2 separate regions of the Mus musculus genome follow, and region 2 is linked to region 1. The links are chromatin loops, found by intact Hi-C in ENCODE. Cell type or tissue: left cerebral cortex. All regions are shown on one strand. Links, peaks and the distances in the headings refer to the core of each region. The heading gives the core; the rest is flanking DNA. Region 1 holds the start of Nufip2 (nuclear fragile X mental retardation protein interacting protein 2). Region 2 has its middle 14 kb from the start of Myo18a.

Region 1 (11,374 bases), core at 3,540-8,539:
AAACAAAACAAAAAAACAACAAAAATAAAAGGCTTGGTTGTGGAGGCCCACACCTTCCTCCTTGAAGTCAGGAGGAAGGGCAGATGGGTCTCTAAGTTCAAGGCCAGCTTGATCTACAGAGCAAGTTCCAGAACAGCCAAGGTGACTCAGAAAAAGCCTGTTTCAAAACAAAAACAAACAAACAAACAAACAGAATGAATGCATGAATAAAACTGAAGCAGTCTTCAGTGAGGTTGTGGCACACAGCTTTAATTTCAGCAGAGGGTAGCAGATCTCTGAGTTCAAGGCCAGTTTGGTCTACAGAGTGAGTTCCAAGACAGCCAAGGATACACAGAGAAACCCTGTCTCAAAAAAATCCATCAACCAACCAACTAACCAACCAATCACACAACAGAGCAGTTTGAGCAAGCCAAGATGAGGAGCAAGCTTGCAAGCAGCACCTTCCAGGGCCTCTGCAACAGCTCCAGCCTCCTGGTTCCTGCCTCTGCTTCTCTCAGTGGAACGTGATTCAGGATATGTAAACCCTTTCCTTCTTAAGCTGCTTTTGTTCACAGTATATCATCACAACAATAGTAACTCTAACTAAGACAACCACACTTCCTTTTACTCGGTTCCACTTCCTAAAGAGTCAAAGGCCAATCAATGGTACCACATGCTGACAACCAGCTTTAAACACACAAAAGCCTGGGAGACAAAGTTAGTTCCAAACTGAGCACAGATATTCAAAACCAGTTTGGATAAAATAGGAAGAAGACCCTTCCTTGAGGCAGGGGTTGAGGTGGTAGTGGTAGTGGCTGTGGTGGAATACAGACCACAACATATAAAATACATCATTTTGTAGCATCAATATTTAAAACAGTATCATTTACTGACATTAGAAGTATTTGTTAGTGGGGGCTGGGAAGATGGCTCAGCCGTTAAGAGTACTGGCTGCTCTTCTAGAGGCCCAGTGCCCACATGTCCTTAACTCCTGTTCCCAGGGAATCTGACACCCTCACACAGACATACATGTAGTCAAAAAAACCAATTTACATAAAATAGAAGTAAATTATTTTTAAAAAGTATTTGTTAGCAACTTTATTTAAACCTACCTCATTAAAACCCATGAATTAGGTTTTCGGATGAAAAATTTTAGAGGGGCTTAGTAATCGGCCCAAACAAGGGAAAAGTGGAACAGAAAAGAATTCCATCTCAGTTCTGATATAAAATTTATCTATGTCTATATCAGGGATGCAGAGTTGCAGGAACTAGCCAGACATAGTAGCACAGGCCTTTAATCCCAGCACTCAGGAGGCAGAGGCCAGCCTGGTCTACAAAGTGAGTTCCAGGACATCCAGGACTATACAGAGAAACCCTGTCTCAAAAAAAACAAACAAACAAACAAAATTGCAATGGTACCCAACATAAAAGCATAAAGGCACATGTAAAATAAGGTGTTTGAGTAGTGATTTTCATTTGATAATTGTAGTCTTGCAACCCTGCTTAATCTCCCAAACTGTACAAAGAGAAACAGCAAAATTCCAAAAAAGCACATAATTGCTGGTAAAGAGAAAATGTTCACTAATTAGCCAAGTGTGATGAGCCCTGCCTGGAATACCTGCACTTAGAGGGTGGAGACAAGGAATAATGCATTCAAGGACAACCTTGGCTACACAGTGGGCTTCAGGCTACTGGGACTGGTCTCCAATAAAAAAATCTAAACATGCTGACTGTGGTGACCTTTAATCCCAGCAGTCAGGAGGCAGAGGCAGGTAAAGTTCTGTGAGTTTCAGGCCATCTGTGGTTACAATAATGAGACCCTATTTCACAATAACAACACCCCCTGGCACACCAAAAAAAAAAAAAAAAAAAAAAAAAAAAAAGCAACAAATAGAAGCTGTTCAATAAGTATTTTTGGTTTTTTAATTTAATTTTTTAAAAAAGATTTATTTATTATTACATCTAAGTACACTGTAGCTGTCTTCAGACACACCAGAAGAGGGCATCAGATCTCATTATGGATGGTTGTGAGCCACCATGTGGTTGCTGGGATTTGAACTCAGGACCTTTGGAAAGGCAGTCAGTGCTCTTAATCTCTGAGCCATCTCTCCAGCCCCAATAAGTATTTTCAAATGTAACAGTTAAACAGATTTTGTTTTTATTTTTCAGCTTCCCTTCGCATTACTTTTTTATATGCAGTCATGCCCTATAGATAAAAATTGTGACTTTGATTTTGTTGTTGTGCAGGTTTTCTATTGTTTCGTTTTAGATTTATTTACTTATTTTATGTATATGAGTACACTGTCACTGTCTTCAGACACATCAGAAGACAGTTTTGGATCCCATTACAGGTGGTTGTGAGCCACCATGTGGTTGCTGGGAATTGAACTCAGTACCTCTGGAAGAGCAGTCAGTGTTCCTAACCAGTGAGCCATCTTTCCAGTCCATTTTTTTTTTTTCTTTAATTTTTTAAGACAGGGTTTCTCTGTGTAGCCCTGGCTGTCCTGGAACTCAGTGTGTAGACCAGGCTGGCCTGTTTTTGTTTTTTTGCTTTCATATTTTTTCCCCATCCTTTGGGACAGGGTCTCACTCTGTAGCCTTGGCTGGCCTGTAACTCATTATGTAACCCAGGCTGTCCTCAACGTTGTACTCATCATCTTGTCTCAGCCTTCATAGTGCTGGGATGAAGACCATAAAAGGCCATGTAGGACCTGAGGTTATACTGCTAAGTCAAATCTCAAAATGTTAGTAACATTTTAATAGGGAAGGATTCAGGTTTAAGATGGCTCTCATTAAGAAAAAAAAAAAATATTCTGGGCCTGGAGAGATGGATCAGTGGTTGAGAGAATGGTTTCTTGTAAAGTGCCAGGGATTCTATTCCTGCATCCACCTAGTAGTTCACAAAAATCTATAACTCCAGTTCTAAAGTATCTGATCATTTCCTATGGTCTCTGAGGCACCAGACACACATGTGGTACCCAGACATGCACACAAAACACCCATAAGACACACATTTTTTAAAAAGATTATTTGTTTGTTTGTTTATTTTATATGAGTACACCACAGCTGTCTTGAGACACACACCAGAAGAGGGCATTGGATCCTATCACAGATGATTGTAAGCCACCATGTGGTTGCTGGGAATTGAACTCAGGACCTCTGGAAGAGCAGTCAGTCCTCTTAACTGCTGAGCCATCTCTCCAACCCCACTATTTTTATAAAAAGAAAAAATATTTATATTATATCTTCAAATATTACATACTGAAAAATATCACCCTACAGTAGTGGCGCATTCCTTTGAAGGCAGAGGCAGGCTGATTTCTGAGCTCAAGGCCAGGCTGGTCTACATAGTGAGTTCCAGGATATCTAGAGCTACACAGAGAAACCCTGTCTCAACAAACAAAAAGCCAAAAACCACTCCTCTACTCCCCAACAAAAAGGAAGGAAGGAAGGAAGGAAGGAAGGAAGGAAGGAAGGAAGGAAGGAAGAAAGAAAGAAAGAAAGAAAGAAAGAAAGAAAGAAAGAAAGAAAGAAAGAAAGGCAGAAAGAAGAGAAAGGAAGAGAGAAAAGGGAAGAAAAAAACAGATACTAGCTACCACGTGGTTGCTGGAAATTGAACTCAGGACCTCTGAAAGAGCAGTCAGTGCTCTCAGCCACTGAGCCATTTCTCCAGCCCTGATGGCTCAGTATTTAAGAGCACTGTCTGCTCTGGTAGATGATCTGAGTTTAGTTCTCAATAAGAGTAGATCACAGCTATCAATAACTCTAGTTCTAGGGTATCCTACTTGTCTGGTCTCTAAGGGCACTGCACACACACACACACACACACACACACACACACACAGAGTCAAAGAACACTTGTTTAATTTAATGAGTCTTATTAGGCAGCCCTGGCTAGCCTTACCTCAGCTACATAGACTAGGCTGGCCACAAACTCATCGACAACTGCCATCTCTACTTTTCCAGTCACACTGTAAAAGCTATAAAATACATACCTATTATCAAATAAATTCATAACAAAAAATGTTGTATATATACCTTCCCAAAGCATACTTACTCACCATGAAATATTTAGTCATAAAAAAAGGAAAGACCTTTTTATTCATGTAACGTAATATGAATACATCTTAAAGACATTATGGTAGCACACACTTGAAATACCAACATGTGGGAGGTAGAAGGATCGAAAGTTCAAGCTCATCCTTGACTGAAAGTGAGTTGGATGTTAGTCTATGCTATAAGAGACTCTGACAAAACAAAACAAAACAAAACAAAAAACCAAAACAATAAATGCTAAGCAAACAGAAATGAATAATTAAAACAGGGCTGAAGAGATGACTCAGTGGCTGAGACTTCTTGTTGCTCTTGCAGAAGACTCAAGTTTAGTTCCCAGCCCCACACAGTGATCCTAACCATTCTTTTTGTTTGTTTGTTTGTCTTTGCTTTTTGAGGCAGGGTTTCTCTGTGTAGCCCTGGCTGTCCTGGAACTCACTCTGTAGACCAGGCTGGCCTCCAACTCAGAAATCAGCCTGCCTCTGCCTCCCGAGTACTGGGATCACAACCATTCTTAATGCCACATGTAAGGGACCTGACAAAGCTCTTCTGACTTTAGCAGGCACCAGGCATACACATGGTGAACATATACACATGGGGATAAAAAAAAAAATCACACATACAAAATACACCTAATTATGTGTACCACGTGTGTGTCTGGTGCCCTTGGACTTCAGAAGGGAAGTTGGGCCCCCAGAACTAGAGCTATGGATGATCATGCTGCTGCTGTGTGAGTGCTCAGCATTGAACTCTGGTCCTTTGCAAGAGCAGAAAACGCTGCTTTTAACAGCTGACCTATTCCTCCAGCCTTAAGGGCTTTATCATTGAAAAGGTATGGGGTTTCAAGAGATATAGGTTCTAGTGCCTGCAATGACAGTATTTGTGAGGGGGACTGAAACAATTTGAAGCTAGCCTGGGCTACATAGTGAATAACAGGCCAGTCAGAGATACAGAGGAAGATCAAAAACAAACAAACAAACAAACAAACAAAGACAAAACAACAAAACAAATACAAAGTAAGATGGTAAACTTTACATTTAAATTTTCCCTTGGGGGGAGGGCAGTGATGGTGGGGCATGCCTTTAATCCCAGCACTTGGAAGGCAGAGGCCAGCCTGGTCTACAGGAGTGAGTTCCAGGACAGCCAGGGCTGTACCAAAAAAAAAAAAAATCCCTTATAATACATAGACAAATGTATATCTAATTTAATGAATTTTAAAGCAATTATTCATGTAATAGCAATAGCACATTGGCTGGGGTATGCTGGTGTGTGTAGGACTTTAATCCCAGCATTCATGAGGCAGAAACAGGGGGAATCTCTTAGTTGGCCAGACACTTCTACTTAGGTAGTTCCAAGCCAATCAGGTTTACATAGTCTGTTTCAAAAACAAACCAGTCCAAAACAAACAAAACTCCTAGCCAAGTCCCCCAAATATATATTTCGAGGGTACCCCGTGTCTGTGCTTATCACAACCTTCTTCCTATCATAACAGGTTAAATTAACAGCATAAATTGCAAATACACCTTTACATTTCAATGTTTTCCTTAAATTTAATACAAAAATGTTTTAAAAACCCAAACCTTAAGAACTTTTAAAGGGTTCCTTTCTCCTTTATTTCACTTTTGAAAGTCTTAGTCTAAAATCTATTTTGGTTCCATAGTTGACCTCACCTGCAGTGTTTGATTAAAAAAACAACAAAAACACCCAAAAAACTTCAGTGTAGATTTTTTTCATTCCTCCCTCTCTCTTGCTTTCAACTACAAAGAAACAATGATTTAAGCCCTTTGTCCCCTTTTAGAAAATTACACAGATACCCTATTGTGGAACCCTATAATCCCTCCGTGGAAAGGAAGAGATTAGCATATGAATACAAAGCAAAATGAATCCAGAATACGAAAACGATCTATCGAGTTGTGAAGCTCTTGTATTCTTAAAAATGTATTTATTTCCTCTTTTTTGAATTGCCCCCTTCGTGGTTTAAGGGTTAAGGAAATTGAGCTTTCCTCTCTGGCTACCCGGAAAAGAATTAAACACACACACACACACACACACACACACACACTCACAACCCAACACATTCTAGGAGGTGCAAAACCAACAGATGGCTCCTAGCGCCAGTAGAATCGTCAGTGGAATCTGCTACACTCGACATCAGCTTGCTCGGTGTGAGGAGTGTAGAAAGTGCTGTTCGCTAACTGCGTGGTGAAGGAGAGAAAGCGATAGAAGAGAGAGCCATAATGCTGACGTTGAAGGCCCGGCCCTGTGAGGTTGCATAGGGTAAGTGGCGTTGGCCAGGCGGCGGTGGCGAAGGGGAAGGGAAGAGGATTTGAGCTAGGGGCGGGGCTTGACGCGCAGCGTGGCTCCTCATTGCTGGAGCACGGCTGCCAATCTCGCAGATCCTCTCGCTTAACCAGTGCGCTGGCGAGACGCGCTCAGATATACCGAGCGAGCGCGGAGAAGCAGTCTCAGATCCTGACGGTGCAGCAGCCCGCAGCCTCAGCCAGGGAGTCCCAGCCGCTTTCAATGGAGGAGAAGCCCGGCCAGCCACAGCCTCAGCACCATCACAGCCACCACCATCCGCACCATCATCCCCAGCAGCAGCAGCAGCAGCAGTCGCACCACCACCACCATTATTATTTCTACAACCACAGCCACAACCACCACCACCACCACCATCACCAGCAGCCTCACCAATACCTGCAGCATGGAGCCGAGGGCAGCCCCAAGGCCCAGCCCAAGCCGCTGAAACATGAGCAGAAACACACCCTCCAGCAGCACCAGGAAACGCCGAAGAAGAAAACAGGTCTGAGAGGGAGGGCGGTGGGGGAAGGGGGACTGGATTGGAGGGGGGGGAAGCGATGGGGGTGGGGCTAGATGGGAAAAGCGCGGACCCGGTCCGGGTGTGCGTCCCGCCGGGCCGGGGATGCCCCCTTCCATTCTTCCCGGGCGCGGGCCGGGCCGCGAGGTGGGGATTGCAGCGCCCTCTCCTTCCCTTTAGCATGGGAGAGGCCCAGCCAGGCCGGCGTGACCTTCCTCGGTCCCCGCCCCGGCCGGCCGGAGGCAGAGCTGTGCCCTCGGCCTTGGAAGTCCAGCCTTCATCTTCTTTTTCCCCTCTAGTGCGGGCCCTGGAGTTGCCTGAATGTGGGGGCCCCTAAGAAGGGGGTGAAACTCAGCCGCCCTAAAAAAATAAAATAAAAAATTCCCCCGAGGTGTATGTAATTCAGGCCTAGTGAATCCATCCTGATGCGGGTGGTGTCGCGAGAGCCGCTTGCAGGCGGCGACGAGCGGGGCTGAGGGCTAAGTTGAGGAAGCGTCCTCGCTCACCCGCCGCCCCGAGCCCACCTGTGGCCTTGGGGTTTGCCGTCTGGGTGTGTGGGGGACCCTATCGTCCCTCGGGTCATTTCCACCCCTAAACGCCCGTCTTGCGCGTCCGGACCCCGTTGTCTGTCCGCGAGGGCTTCTCCGCAGGCCGGCGCCCCTGGCCCGCTCGCCTCGGAGCCGGCGAGGCTGGAATGTTCTCTCCTCCTCGCGGGGCCGCTTCCTGTCCGCCATGTTGGAAGCTGATTCCTGTCACCGACTCCGGCCGGCGGAGGAGCGGAGGGGGAAGGGTGCCGAAGGCCACACGGCACGCCGGCCCGGCTGCCCCGGGACCCTCTGCGGCCCTTTTCCGGGTCCCCCCCGCACTGCGGGCGGCCGCCGCCCGCCGCCCCTCCCCCTCCGCGCCGCGCCGCGCCGGGGTTGTGTAACCCGGTGGCGGCCGCGCGGCCCCGGGCGGGTCCCTGGGGTGAGGGGCGGGGGCGGTTGGGGTGGGGGAGGGAAGCGGCCACGAGGGGAGCGGCCTGCACCGTGGCCCCGCGCGCCCGACGGCCGCGTTTCCCGCTCCCGGGTGCGGCGGGAGGCGCGGGCGGGGAGCGGGCCTTGAAGAGGAGCTTGAAGGGGGAAGGAGGCCCGGGCGGCGGCCGTGGCCGTAGCGTTCCGCTGGCCTGCGAGGGGCGAGGGGGATTCGTTTTGGGGAGAGGCGGTGCCTGAGGCCGGGTGGGGTACCCAGCGGGAACCAAGCTCCCGGGTCACGAGTTTCTCTGCCACAGGAATCTCATCTCCTGCCAGGTTCGCTCACGACTCCGCCTCGGAGGCTTTTTCACTTAGGCCTTTTTTCTTTATAGCAGCGCATTTCCTACCCAAAAAAAAAAAAAAAAAATGGGGGGGGGTTGGGGAACAACCTCTCAAACTTTGTTCCATTCGTTTTCCACCGAACACCTAAACTTCTGAGCTGGGTAGTGACTTTGTGGGAGGGATTAATCCGATGCTCTAATGGGTGGGACAACACGGGCAGTTTTGGCTTTCCTGTTTCTTTAACTATGAACTGGAAGTGACTTGTCCATGTGGTTGTCACCAGCCCTTTACCTTGGACAAGACCTTTTTGGTGGTTAAGAGGCGTTTTGGTGCATTTTAAAACCGACTTCCATCCCCTAACTGAGTATTATTTAACATTAAATGTGGAGCCTTGAGCTACTTAAAATAAGCATCAAAGTTTATATATTCACACGTTTTGTTTTGTTTTGTTTTGTTTTTAACTGAAAAGGGAATGAAGAAAGAAGTGTTAAACTTAGTCTTTCAAGTAATACAAGTAAGTTACTGGTGAAAAACTTACTGTAGACAATATAACTTTGAAGGCAGAGCTGAGTGGATATCAGATTTTCTTTTGTAGGGTAGTAGGGACTGATGATAGAGCAGAAGTGTTTAATTGTAAGGATTTACAGCAGCCTAGAAACTTAGGAATTATGTAACTGTATTAGTTTTGCTTTTCATGAGGTGAGAAAGTATCAAGGTTGCCCAGTGGTATTGTTCACAGATTCAGAATTTGTCTTTTATGAGGTTTATGTATTCCCCACAGGGCTCCTCACTGCATAGAAAGGCAGACCCTGAACCATTCATTGAAGGTGGCCCTCCTCACAATGTGTCTTAACCTGGGATGAAGAATGAGGAGGGAACTGGGTTTAGGAAATTTAGAGGTTATTAACAGTTGGGCTCAGCGGCTTTCCCGTATGTGGTTTGGTCGTTGGGTACTGTGCTAAAAAATCTAGAAAATGCTAGGGAAATACTTAACAAGTTTTTATGAACCATTACTTCCAAAGCTATGAGAAACTGGTTTTCTGGATCCAGAAGAGGGCACAGGAGACAAAACATGTTGAGTAATTGCAGTGTCAAATCTAAAAGCTAGATTTATTTGGGACTCAAGTTTTGCTGAGTCCATTTGAAGTGGAGTTCTCATGGCACCCTAAATAATAAAGACACAGGGATTCTTTAATTGCTTTCTGTAATAACTACCATCTTCACATTTTTCTTAAATATCTAAGCTTTAAAAGGTACTTATCATACTTAGTGCATGTCAAGGCCATAGGGAGACAAATATGTAGTTAAGTGAATTTTTGTTTGTTTGTTTGTTTGTTTTCTTAATTTTCAGAGACAGGGCTTCTGTATAGCCCTGGCTGTCCTGGAACTCACTCTGTAGACCAGGCTGGCCTCGAACTCAGAAATCCACCTGCTTCTGCCTCACCTAAGTGCTGGGATTAAAGGCATGTGCCACCACACCCGGCTTGCCCACCTTTTAATATATATATATGTATGTATATATATATATATATATATATATATATATACACATATATATATATATAATTATGATTAATGAGCCAGAAGATACAGGTATTGCTTAACTTATAGTAGATGGTAAAGTAGTTCTTTCCTTGGTTGCCTTTGGTCCAGGCAAATCTATTGATTTGGGTCTCCCTGCCCCTAATTTTTGTTTTTGTTTGAGACAAAATTTCAGGGATACATATCTAGACTTGGCTTAACATTTTGCATTTTTTAAAAGAAAATGTTATAGAAAACAAAACCACATACTATTTTTGTCAGTTTTTAGAAAAATGGTAATGTAATGCTGGGAATATGGAATTAATTTTTTCCTAACTACTAAGGGTTGAGAATTGAACTTGATACATGGCAGTATGTTTGTTTCTGATGCAGGGCAGTGGCTGCACACATCTTTAATTCCAGTATTGGGAGGCAGAGGCAGGCAAAACTCAGTGAGTTCCAGGGTGGCTAGGGGTACACAGAAATCCTATGTCAAACAAACAAAAAATATTGTCTATAGTTGGTTTTTGTGCAACTGTGTTCTTTTCTGGAAGTTCATACAGAAGAAAAGTATTTGTTGTTTGATTATTGTTAGAATTGAGGGTTTCCCAAAGGTCTTTTGAGGTCATAAAACAATTGATAAAACTAATTGCTATTTTATTAGTGAGTAGAAAGCTGTGATTTAACCAGTAAATCACTTTTTAAAAAAGATTTATTTATTTATTCTATGTAAGAACACTGTAGTTGTCTTCTGACAACTCCAAAAGAGGGAGTCAGATCTCATTACAGATGGTTGTGAGCCACCATGTGTTTTCTGGGATTTGAACTCAGGACTTTTGGAAGAGCAGTCAGTGCTCTTAACCGCTGAGCCATCTCTCCAGCCCCCCAGTAAATCACTTCTAATAAGAGATAATTAATTGTAAGCTGATCAGTGGTGGCACACGCCTTTAATCCCAGCACTTGGGAGGCAGAAGCAGGAGGATCTCTGAGCTCAGTGATTTTGCATTCCAGCACAGTCAGGGCTACACAGAAAAACATGATTTTCTTAAAAACAAAACAAAACAAATGTTAGTTGTAAAAAGAAGTCTATGTTCAAGTACTTGACTGCTTTAGGATACTAAATTCATTTCATTGTAGTTTTGTGAGCATGAAAGTGTTGGAAGCAGGTAGGAAATTATGTGTCCTAGACAGATTCCTAGTTCTGTTACTCTGTGACCTGGATGTTAACATTTTCTCTCCTGGTGCTTTAACAACCAAGTAGAAGCTAAAAGTAAGAGAATGAGTCTTTTTTTTTTTTTTTTTTTTCCCCAAGACAGGGTTTCTCTGTGTAGCCCTGGCTGTCCTGGAACTCACTCTGTAGCCCAGGCTGGCTTTGAACTCAGAAATCCACCTGCTTCTGACTCCCAAGTGCTGGGATTAAAGGCGTGCATAAAGAGGCCTGGCTGAGAATGAGTCTTAAGGGTTACTACATATTTTTGTTTCATGTTTTATGGTATGCTGGGTTTTTTGTTTGTTTGTTTGTTTTTAAGGTTTCTGTATTATATGTAAGTACACTGTAGCTATCTTTAGTCATCCCAGAAGAGGAAAAGTCCACAGGTCTTATGGCTTTGTCTGAAATTCATTGGCAACTAGTCACTTTTAGCCCTCAGTATACTCTTTGGGGGTACAGGGAGGTTCAGTACTAGGGATTGAGTTCAGTGGTCATACA
Region 2 (11,374 bases), core at 3,303-8,302, 77 kb after region 1:
ATCCGTTGTCAATCATTAATTAAGAAAATTAATTAGGGGCTGGCGAGATGGTTCAGTGGTTAAGAGCACCGACTGCTCTTCTGAAGGTCCTGAGTTCAAATCCCAGCAACCACATGGTGGCTCACAACCATCTGTAATGAGATCTGATGCCCTCTTCTGGTGTGTCTGAAGACAGCTACAGTGTGACTTACATATAACAATAAATAAATCTTTAAAAAAAAAAAAGAAAATTAATTAGATCCCCACAGCTGGATCTTAGGGAGGCATTTTCTCAATTGAGATTCCCTCCTTTCAGATGACTCTAGCTTGTGTCAAGTTGGCATAGAACTATCCAGAACAACCATCCAGGGAGACATCCTGGCATCTTGTTTATCCTTGAAAGTAGGGAATGTGGAGTGTACGCATTAAATCCGGATCGTTCCTCCTGAGGGTGCTACCTCAGCAGAGATAGTGATACAAGGGACCTGTAGTGCTGGGGAGAGGGCCCGGTCAGTCAAGTGCTTGTTACAAACACGAGAACCTGAGTCTAATCCCAGCCCCCAGGGAAAAGCTGGGTGTGGTGGCATGTGCTTCTAACTCCAGGGTTGGAGAAGCAGAGATGGGGAGATTTCCTGAAGCTCTCCACAGCCAGTCTATTGCACTCATGTTTCTCGGGGTTCAAAAAGAGTCCTTGCCGGGCAGTGGTGGCGCACACCTTTAATCCCAGCACTTGGGAGGCAAAGGCAGGCGAATTTCTGAGTTCAAGGCCAGCCTGGTCTACAGAGTGAGTTCCAGGACAGCCAGGGCTACACAAAGAAACCCTGTCTTGAAAAACAAAACAAAACAAAACAAAACAAAAGAAAAAAAATTAGTTCTTGTCTCCAAAAGCAAGGTGGAGGAGGGCGATTGAGGAAGACACCTGACACTAACCTCTAGCCTGCACACCTGCCCACACTGACTGGCTGTATTGCCTTAGGTATCTGGCATTTGGGGAACACTCTCCCCAAGTGTAAAAGGAATTTCACAATGCTACTGTTGCAAAGATTAAATAAAGGAAGGCAAGTACCAGGTGCACACACTCCTCAGGAGGCCGGAGAAGCTGGAGGGGGTCCCATGGGAGTGCCCGGCTAGCCCGCGTGAGGCTCTTAGGTGCCAGATGCCCTCTTTCTGGGAAGCCCCTGCCCTACCCTTTTGTCTCCTGGCCCTTTTTTTCCCCCCTCTGAGGCCCCAGGTCTGGTCCACTTCATAACTAGTCACACATGGTCCTGTGACTTACCCCTGTTGTGGTCTTGAACAGTTCAGCCTGTCCTGAGGAGCTGCTGTGAGTCACGTCAGGTCAGCCTATCCCGCTGGGTTGCTTGCGCTCGGGGTCTCCAACTGGGCAATTCATCTGAGTCTGTAGGAGGGGTAGGACCAGGGGCGTGGTAAGAGTGTGTCTTGCAGGGGATACATGGATTAGGGGCTCAGCTCATTATGCTAATTTAATTAATTACAGCCAATTTAGATGCCACATCAGAGTGGCACATGCCTGTAACCCCAGCATGGGGAGGTGGCCATGGGAGGATAAGAACATAGATCAAGGCCATCCTCAGTTATGGTGAATTTGAGGCTGGCCTGGGCTATATGTAATTCTGTCTCAAAAGTAAACGTGGGCTGGAAAGATAGCTCAGTGGTTAAGAATACTGGCCATACCTCAACCTAAGTCAAGTTTCTAGCATCCACGTAGGGCAGCTTCCAACTGACTGTAACTCCAGCTCCAAAGGACCCAACACCCACACACATATGGCATATGCTCATGCAGATACATACACATGCACATAAATAAAATGAAATCTTAGATTAGGTGGTGGTGGCGGCGGAGGCGCACGCCTTTAATCCCAGTACTCAGGAAGCAGAGGAAGACAGATCTTTGAGTTCGAGGCCAGCCTGGTCTACAGAGTGAGTTCCAGGTCAGCCAGGACTACCCAGACAAAGCCTGTCTCAAAAAAACCAAACCAATCAGCCAACCAAATAAATAAAAATAAATCTTATGAAAACATCCCCCCGCCCCCACCTGACTCTAAGCAAACAAGCAAATGGTAACTACTGAAGTTGAGACAGGAACCTACAGGTTTAGGTTTGTCATATTACTTTGCTTACATTTGTATTTTTCTAAATATTCCCAAACAAAACGTTTTTGTGTTTTATTTTCAAGTCAGGGTCTCACTATGTATCCCGGGTTGGCTTGCAACCTCATATGGAGACAAAGCTGGACTTGTGATCTTAGAGATCAGCCTGCCTTTGTCTCCCAAATGCTAGCTTAAGGAGTTATACCACAACACCCAGCTTTTTTATTTGTGTGTGTGTGTGTGTTAGCTAGGTTAGTGTCTTATTCAGCTGGCTTTGAACTTGCAACGATCCTGATCCTTGTGTTTCAGCCTCCCAAAAGCTGGAATTCCAGGGATGTCCCACCATACCTAGCTTCACCTGTGTTCCTAAAATGAACACAAAACTTTGAGGGCCTGCAGAGATGGCTCAGTGGTTAAGAACACTGGTTACTTTTCCAGAGGACCTGGGTTTGATTTCCAGCACCCACATTGCAGCTCACAACCATCTGTAACTCCTGTTTTAGGGAATCTGACGTCTTCTGGCCTCCGTGGGTACTACAAGCACAAGGTGTACATGCAAATAAAACACCCCCACACATAAAGTAATAATAGTAATATTTTACAGTTGAATCTCTTGATACGCAAGGGTTTGTTGTTGTTATTTGCTTTAAAGTCAGTCTTACTTACCATTTGCCCAGGCTGGCCTCAAACTCTTGGGCTCCAGGGATGTCCCTTCAGTCTCCCAAGTATTGAAGGCTACAGACCCCATCTTCGTTCTTTCTGAAGGGGCATAGCATGATAGTCACTCTGTGAGTTCTACACTGGCCGTCTCCTAAGCCTCACACTGACTCTAGCATGTACGTGTTAGTAGCACTTCCCATTTTACAGATGAGGAAATAGAGGTCCAGAGAGACTAATAATAGCTAACCACGTACCACATTTCAAGTCCTGGGCTAATTGCTTTAATTGAATTTATTCATTTAATCTTCTCCCAGCCTTCAGAACTGAGCTAAGCACTATTATCATCTCTACTTTATAGATGAGGAGGAGACTGAGGTTTGGAGAGGGTAAGGAGCTTGCTGGCAGCTGAGAGAGTCAAGCATCCTCTCTGTGTGGTCCCAAAGCCCAGCTACGAGTCACTGAAAAACTCTCAGGATGCAATTCATCTCAGTAGTTCTGAGCAAGTGCTCAGATCTGTTACCTGTTAGACACATGGCCCTGGGTGGGTGGCTCAGCTTTCAGAAACCTGGTTTCTAACCCGTAAATTGGAAATAATAATAATAACAACTCCCTCAATTGTGGAGATTAAATGAGACAATTCTATCAAGGAGTCAGCCTTGTGTCTGACCCACACTAAGGGGTCAGCTGATGTAAGGGATTTTTATATTATCTTGTTTGTTTCTCCCTTGGCCCTACCAAAGTCAGATTATCTTAGAAGCATAGAAAAAAATCGTTAAAAAATGAAATGGGTATGGTGGTTCATGTCTGCAATCTCAGTACTCTAGAGGCTGAGGGCAGAGCTGTGTAGCAGGACCCTATCACAAAGAGAGAAAGAAAGAAAGGAAGGAAGGAAGGAAGAAAGAAAGAAAGAAAGAAAGAAAGAAAGAAAGAAAGAAGGAAAGAAAGAAAGAAAGAAAAGAGGAGAAGGAAGGAAGGAAGGAAGGAAGGAAGGAAGGAAGGAAGGAAGAATAGAAGGAAGGACAGAAGAGAACAGGAAGGCTGGAGTATAGCCCAGTTCTTAGTATGCTTGCCTGGCATGCATGAAAACCAGGATTTGATCTCAACCCAGCCTTCCATAAAACTGGGCATGGTGACCTACATGAGTAACCCAGCACTTGGGAGGTAGGAACAGGAAGATCAGAAGTTCAAGTGCAGCCCAGGCAATATAAATCTCAAAATCAATTATTACACAAATGGCCCCTTGGTAATGTGGGGGACATTCCTCTGGTATTTTCTGCGAAGGGGAGAGAAATGTTTTACTTTTCCATTCGTGTATGGCCAAGACGAGATGGTGGTGCAGACCTTTAATCCCAGCACTCAGGAAGCAGAAACAAGAGATCTCTGCGAGTTTCAGACCAGCCTGGTTTACATACAGAGTTCCAGGCCAGCCAGAGCTGCATAGAGGGACTCTGTTTCTTTCTTCCTTCCTTCCTTCTCCTTCTTTCTTTTCTCTCTCTTTCTTTCTTTCTCTTTCTTTCTTTCTTTCTTTCTTTCTTTCTTTCTTTCTTTCTTTCTTTCTTTCTTTCTTTCTTTCTTTGTTCCTTTCTTTCTTTCTTTCTCAGACACCGAAGGAACCTGGAAGCAGGAGCCAATGCAGAGGCCATGGAGGAATACTGCCCATGGCTTGCTGCCCATGACTTGTTCAGCCTGCTTTCTTATATAACCCAGGACCACCAACCCAGGGATAAAGGGGCCCTCCCCCATTAACACTAATTAAGAAAATACCCCACAGGCTTGCCTGTAGCCTGATCTTATGGAGGCATTGTCTCAATTGAGGCTCACTCCTCTCAGATGACTTTAACCTGTGTCAAGTTGAGGTAAAGCCAAGCAAGTACCCAGGCACACAAGCTGAGGTTCATCATGGGTGATATGTAGTCTATGGGTTTCCAAAAATGTGTCAAGACTTGTGTGCACCAATTATCATACAGAATAGTTTTACCACCCTAAAAAAAAAAAAAAAATCCCTGTGCTCTACCCTTTGTCCTTACCTCCACCCTAGCTCCTGACACCACAATCTTTCACCATCTCCATAGGAACCTCACTAGCTCTGCCCTTTCCAGAACAACATATAATGGGAATCACATAGTTTAGAGCCTTTCTGATTGGCTTCTTTCACCTAGTAATATACAGTAAGGCTCCTCTGCAACTTTCCATGGCTGGGTTGCTCATATCTCTTTGGCCTTGAATATTTCATTGTCTAGATGTACTGAAGTGATTTATCCACCTCCTGAAGCTATGTTCTATTGAAGATGCCACTTCCATGTTTTGGCAATTATGAATGAAGCTGTTAGAAAGTCATGTGCAGGTTTTTGTGTGGACATGATTTCAATTCATTTGTGTAAATATGAATTATATTTTTAAGAAACTATCTTACAGCCGGGCAGTGATGGCTCATGCTTTTAATCCCAGCACTTGGGAAGCAGAGGCAGGTGGTTTTCTGAGTTTGAGGTCAGCCTGGTCTACAGAGTGAGTTCCAGGACAGCCAGGGCTACACTGAGAAACTGTCTCAAAAACAAACAAACAAACAAACAAATTGTCTTATTGTACTTGTGTCATTCTGTATTCCCACCACCAAGCTGGTGTTTGAACTTGTAATTCTTCCCCCGTCTCGTGTTGGGGTCTGGAGTTGGACCTATGGGTGCTAAACAGACCTCTTAAAGCTTCCAGGGCTCACTCAAACTAAGCCATTGAGAGCCGGTTCCTTCCCACTTTGGGGTGTAGCTCTGGAAGTGCCACCCTAGGATTTAGCCATTGGCACCATCCAGCAGGGCTCTGCCTCTGCAGAGCCACTCTGGGAAGCGGCAGCCACCAAGATTCACATCTCTGAACAGCTCTATCCTGACCAAGCCCATGAATGTCCAGTGCCTGCCTTGGGTAGAATTCCAAACATTTAGCGCGTCCCTCTGGTGTCTTCCCTGGTCAGTGCAACTCAGCACATTACAGACATGCCCCGCAGTCTCCAGCGGCTAGCGCGGACAAAATCTCCAGGCATGGCCTCTGGGACATGGCCGCGGGGTCCTTGGAGTCCATCGCGGACAGTGTTTGGGCAGCGCTGGGCTCCAGCTTGGCCCAAGGCTGGCGGCGCGCCCTGGCATCAGACCGGCCGGCGTCTATGCCGCCAGCCGCCAGCAGGGGGCAGCCTTCGGTTCGCTCGGCTCGCGCGGGCGCGGGGGGGCGGCGCTGCGCCGCGCGGTGCTGCGCTCCAGCCGGGACCCGGCCGGGGCCGCTGGATGCCGCGTCTCCGCTCCTGCTGCCTGCCGGGCGGGCTCCGGCGGCCGGTGAGTGCGGGGCGGCCCCGCGGTGGTGAACCGGGCCCGGGAGGGTGGCGTGGTGAGTTCGGGCCGGCCGACGGGGCCCACGGGCTCCTGCTCCTTCCCTGTCCCCTGGAAACGGCGGCCCGGACTCCAGGCTCTGTCCCTGGCGGCGCCGCGGCGCTGGACAGCCCGGGTGGGGGCCGATCCGGAGCGGCGGGCAGGGAAAGCGCGGGGCCCTTGCTGGCAGTCTGGGCGCCTGCGGCGGGATAGGGTGGCCTTCGGCTTGGGAGGGCTGAAGGTTTAGAGGACCCAGGTGGCCCAGAGCTGCGGGATGGGGGCTGCAGCCTCGGGACTGGGTCGGGGGGGCATAGCGGGGCTAGGCCCGAGACCCCCCAAATGAAGCGAAAGGGGTGAGGCACTAAGGAAGACAGTGAGGAAAGCGAGCACCTCCGCCGAGTCCTTTATCCCTGCCAGCGGCCTTCACCCTTTCACTGCCAGGCCGACAGCGGGCTCCTCTCAAAGGAGCAGCTGCTAGACAGCTGGCAAAACAATGGAGACCCTGCTTCTCGGGCCCCCTGCTCTTGGGACAGATGATTGGAGGGTAGGCGAATGTCAGGCTAGGGGATTTAGCAGCGTAGGCTGCCCGGAGTAAATGGTTGCCCACTTCACCTTTCCCTGCAGGGGGTGGGGTGTGTGTGGGAAGGTAGGGCAGTCTGCCCCAGGCTTCTGGGAGAGAGCACCGACGCCCCGCCCTGCGAACCTGCCGTGCCAGTTGTTTCGCCAATGGAAGGGGAGGTGGTAGGGTCAGGTGCCCCCGCCCCTCCCTGTGCTAGAGGCACGCAGGTTGGTACCCAGCATGGCCCAAGGAGTGGGGTCACACTCCTGGAAGAGATAAGGCCTGTAGGGACACCCCACAGGTTGGGGCTTTGTTGTGGGGGTATCGCCCTGTGTCAAGGCACATGTGTCTACTGATTAGCCGGACAGGCAGCTGCCAGGATGAGCTAGAGGAGGCTGGAGGTGGGAAGGGAGGCCAGCCAACTTGGTCTTGTACTTATTTTGCCTGGTCTTTTAGCCCACGAGGCATGTGTTTGTCAGCCTTGTAATGTGCGGGGACTGCAGGAAGGTAGTTCCTGAAGCTGGTTCTCCTGTCTAGGGCCTTCCTGCCCTCAAGTAGTTCAACAAATGATAGAATTAGGGTTCATCTCGCTAATGCTCTTGGCTTGTTTGCATAGATTGAGTTTGCCTTTCTGTGACCCTGACATAACCGTGGCTGAGGAGGCCCTGAAAGTGCTCCTCTGGTTGTTGAGTGGATACCCTGGGGGAGTATTGGAAAGAAGGAAAAGTTCACCCCAGGACCAGGATGCGGGCATGGCCACCCTAGCAGGATGATGAGTCTAGTGGATGCTGATTCAGGCTTGCCTTGGCTTATGCTCACCAAATCTGGAGCCTTTTTTTTTTGAGCAGGTTGGTGTTCTGTTGCCATGGCAATAGGCCTGGCTAAACGGAGCTCCCACCCTTTCTGGTTCTGGGGCTACTTTCTATTTGGGGATATTGAAAGTTGCTCTCCTGAGGTCTCTAGCTTCCTGACAGGCCTCCTTGTCTCTGTCACAAAGACCGTCCACCTCCTCAGCTTCCTCTCCATCCTTTTGTGATGAGGCTTTTCAGGAAGGATCTTCCTGGTTGTTGGACAAGAAGACTTGGTTGGTTATATATAGTCTTGGGTGGAGGTGTGCTTGGCTATTTGGAATTGAGGATACTTGGAGTGGGGCCTCCGTTCCAGGAAAACAATGGCTTTGGAATGAGCTGTTGTGTTGTAGGAACCAGGAAAGGTTGCTGATGGTGGGGGTGGGGGTGGGGGTGGGGTTAGGAAGGGTCACAGGCTATAGACACTTCCTTTGAGAGCTCGGACTTTGGCTGGTTGACCACAGGATACGGCGTCTCATTTGTTTGCTCTCTCCTGGCCTGGCTCAGGTCCCAGGTTGTGTGTCTGAGGGCTTCCTCCTCAGAAGCCCTCATCGTATGGATGGTGCCCTTCCTGACTCCAGGACGGTCTGGGCTGACTGCCCAGATCCCCTTTAACAGCTGAGGGGGGCATGTGTCTTAGAAAATTGGGCCCAAAAGTCTAGGGTTCTCCAGCAGCAGGTCTGAAGGTGAACTGGGTAGGGCAGAGTTGAGTTTACGTGAAAGGGGGAATACACCCTGCTGGGGTGGAGCAGGGAGGGGCTGGGACTCCGGAAGTCTCCATCCAGACTTAATGTGCCAAAGGAGTTCAGGGCAGCAGGGCCGTCCTTACTCCTTCAAACCACAAGTCTGTCCCCAAGCCCTGGAGTGGACACTACAGCCTAGAAGCAGAGTATCAATGTAAGTGAGCCCTCCTGTGGAGGGCAAAGCCAAGGGCTGGGGATCCCCTGCATCTCGATGGACAAGTCCTCACAGGACTCAGGACCTGCTGAGTGAAGTCTTAAAAGTTGGGCCTTGGGTTAGGTCCTGGGCGCTTTAAAATCTGTACGCCCCTTCCTCTCCCCGTCATCATTTTCTTTCCCTAAACTGGCTCTACTGAGGCCTTTTATTTTTATTTTTTAAAGCGTTTTCGGAGATAGCCAGAATTAGAGGGTACAGGAAGTGTGGTGGTAGCGAGTGGGTGTTCTCCACTTGTCCCCTTGCTTCATCTTTGTAGATGTAGGAATTGTGTGACTTGTATAACCCCATCCACATTCCCTTGACATGTCTGTTTCAATAATTGGAGTTTTGGATGATTTTATAGGGCTTGAGGGTGGGTTTCTCTTTGCCAGGTCTTTCAACACTTCTACTACTCTGATTTGTGTGTGTGTGTGTGTGTGTGTGTGTACAGTTTATTTTCTGGTTTTCAGAGAGATGTTGGTGCTGGGTTCAAGGTCACACAGCAAGTCTGAGGCAGAGGGCTTTGAACCTGAATTTTCTTTCAGGGAGAGGTTTGGGGCCAGTTCTGTGCTGTCAAGCCCTTGAAGATTTACTGTTGGAAGACCCTGGGTCTTAAGAGGAGATGCCACTAGCTCAAGGTCACACAGACGGGGTGGGTGGCCTGCAGAGCAGTAGCAGGGCTGAGCTGCGGGCTGGGCTGCAGGCAGGAGGCGCTGGAGGCTGAGGTGACACTTGGAAAGGGAGGGCTGGGCCTTGGGCATTCTCCCGCCCTGGTCCTCCTCAGCCCGCAGCTTTCAGCTTGCCGTGGGTGGGAGTGGGTTCCGCAGCAGCTGGAGAGCTAGCTGCAGATGCTGCGGTGCGGGCCGGCTGGCGAGGAAACACAGAGGGCCGCGGGGCTACTGGGCTGCTCTGGGCGAGCCGGCTGATGTCATGTGAGAAGCCTGCACACCTGGAGCCCAGATAAGCTCCGTGTGACCTGACAGTGAGTCACGCGGCGCTGCGGAGCTCAGCAGAACCGACGGGCGCGGCGGGCGCGGGCCAGGTCAGCCTGTGCGACCCCGCATGGCGCTGCGCCATAGCGTGCAGGCCTGGGAGAGGGGCGGTGGACTGGAGGGAACCACAGCTCTGGAGGTCAGAGGCCAAGGGAAAGAGGCTGGGCCCCCTCCGGAAGGCATTTCCTTTGTATTTATTTATGAGTGTGGGGTGGCGTGGGGGCTGGGGAACTGACCTAAGGATCAATCCATGGCAGCCAAGTCAGAGCCCCCAGTTTGGGGAGGTTAATGCTATGTAGTTTCCATTTCCTGGAGTTTCTGCTTTGCCTGCGGCAGGATGGCCCGTTTAACTCTGTCCCAAAGCTGCTGAAGTCACTGAAAGTTTTTGAAGACAAGAGGGCAAGCCTTATACTGGTCGTGGCAAATCCTATTTACTGCTGTGATAACGATGGATTGCTCACTACCTGGTCAAGACTCCCTTTTTCACTTTTTGAAATGGACATTCATCCCACCTCTGACTCTAGAGTCGGACCTTTTGTTTTGTTTTTGGTGCACGGCTGGCATTCAAACCCAGGCTTATCACAGGTGCCCGCCAAACCCTTTACAGCTCGCTGAGCTATACAGCTAGCTCTGCAGAACTTTTAAAGACTTGTTATATGGTTATGTAGAGAGGGTTAAATGTTACATTAAAATATAATTTAACATACATATTTTTATGTTTTCTGTAGAAAAATCCCATTCCACTCATTTTCTCACCCACACTTGGACACACACAGCCCTACTAGCTGATTATTGACATTGTAAGAATTTATAACATGGTCCAGAGAAATGGCCTTGCTGCCAATCCTGATGACCTGAGTTCCATTCCTGGAACCTACATGGTAGAAGGAGAGAACTGACTCCCATTAGCTCTCCCCTTATGTCCACAGTGTTTCTGTGGGGCATGTATGCATATACACACAGAAATAAAATGCAATAATTGAAAGCATATATATATATGTATATATATGTGTGTGTGTGTATTACAAATCTTTCGACTTCTAAAATCTGTATCACTTCCTCAAAGCATATATTCCCCTGTGAATATGCAAATAAAATATTAATATAAATGTGTATATTCAGATACACATACATATATTACAATTTTTTTGTACCATGGGCTTGGGGAGATAGCTCAGTAGTTAAGAGCACTGGCTACTATTCCAGGGGACCTGAGTTCAGTTCTTTTCATTCACATGGTGATTCATAACCTGTAACTCCATTTCTAGGGGATTGAATGCCTTTGTAGGCACCAGGCATGCTAGCAGTGCCTACAGGTACATACAAACAAAACACTTATGCACATGGGAAAAAAACCAATATATACTATCTCACAAGTTGCCTTTAAAAAAATTTAACAGAGCCGGGCAGTGGTGGTGCATGCCTTTAATCCCAGCACTCGGGAGGCAGAGGCAGGCAGATTTCTGAGTTCGAGGCCAGCCTGGTCTACAGAGTGAGTTCCAGGACAGCCATGACTCCACAGAGAAACCCTGTCTCCAAAAGCCAAAAACAAACAAACAAACAAACAAAAATTTAACAGTATAGAATTTTTCTAGTCAGTACACAAATGTACCCCTCTCCCACTTCCAGCCTGGAGAACTGAATCTAGGACCTTGTGTGTTAGACAAGCACTCTAATGCTAAGCTAGACCCATAGCCCCTTCCTCTTCTTCCTCTTCCTCCTCCTCCTCCTCCTCCTCCTCCTGCTCCTTTGTTTGTTTTTGAGACAGGGTTTCTCTGTGTAGCCCTGGCTGTCCTGGAACTCACTTTGTAGACCAGGCTGGCCTCGAACTCAGAAATCCACCTGCCTCTGCCTCCCAAGTGCTGGGATTAAAGGCATGTGCCACCACCGCCTGGCCCTACCTCATTCTTCTTAATAACTTCCTAGTTACTTTATAATTTAG

The links. Hi-C counts contacts between places; a loop is a spot of excess contacts. Peaks named below come from ENCODE experiments on the same cell type or tissue, not always from the same donor. Only the 100,000 strongest peaks of a DNase experiment are listed, where the experiment ranks them.
Region 2: it touches region 1 in a loop (2.5-fold over the local background); 1 of 42 quality-filtered maps calls a loop at or near these places.

The regions. Positions count from the first base shown.
Region 1 is chr11:77,679,673-77,691,046 of GRCm38, forward strand. It overlaps Nufip2 (nuclear fragile X mental retardation protein interacting protein 2), which reads left to right and starts at 6,467. Exons shown (of 4, transcript NM_001024205.2): 1 at 6,467-6,835. The coding sequence starts at 6,556. In left cerebral cortex, for the core only: no CTCF peak of the experiment used is centred there; DNase peaks (open chromatin) are centred at 6,380, 7,050, 7,349, 7,542 and 2 more places; H3K4me3 peaks cover 2,952 bases; H3K27ac peaks cover 2,508 bases.
Region 2 is chr11:77,757,316-77,768,689 of GRCm38, forward strand. It overlaps a transcript of Myo18a not described here. Among named protein-coding and RNA genes, the nearest start is that of Myo18a, 14 kb to the right of the region's middle. In left cerebral cortex, for the core only: a CTCF peak has its summit at 5,915 (motif pointing right); DNase peaks (open chromatin) are centred at 5,919, 6,192, 6,706 and 7,525; H3K4me3 peaks cover 2,775 bases; H3K27ac peaks cover 2,626 bases.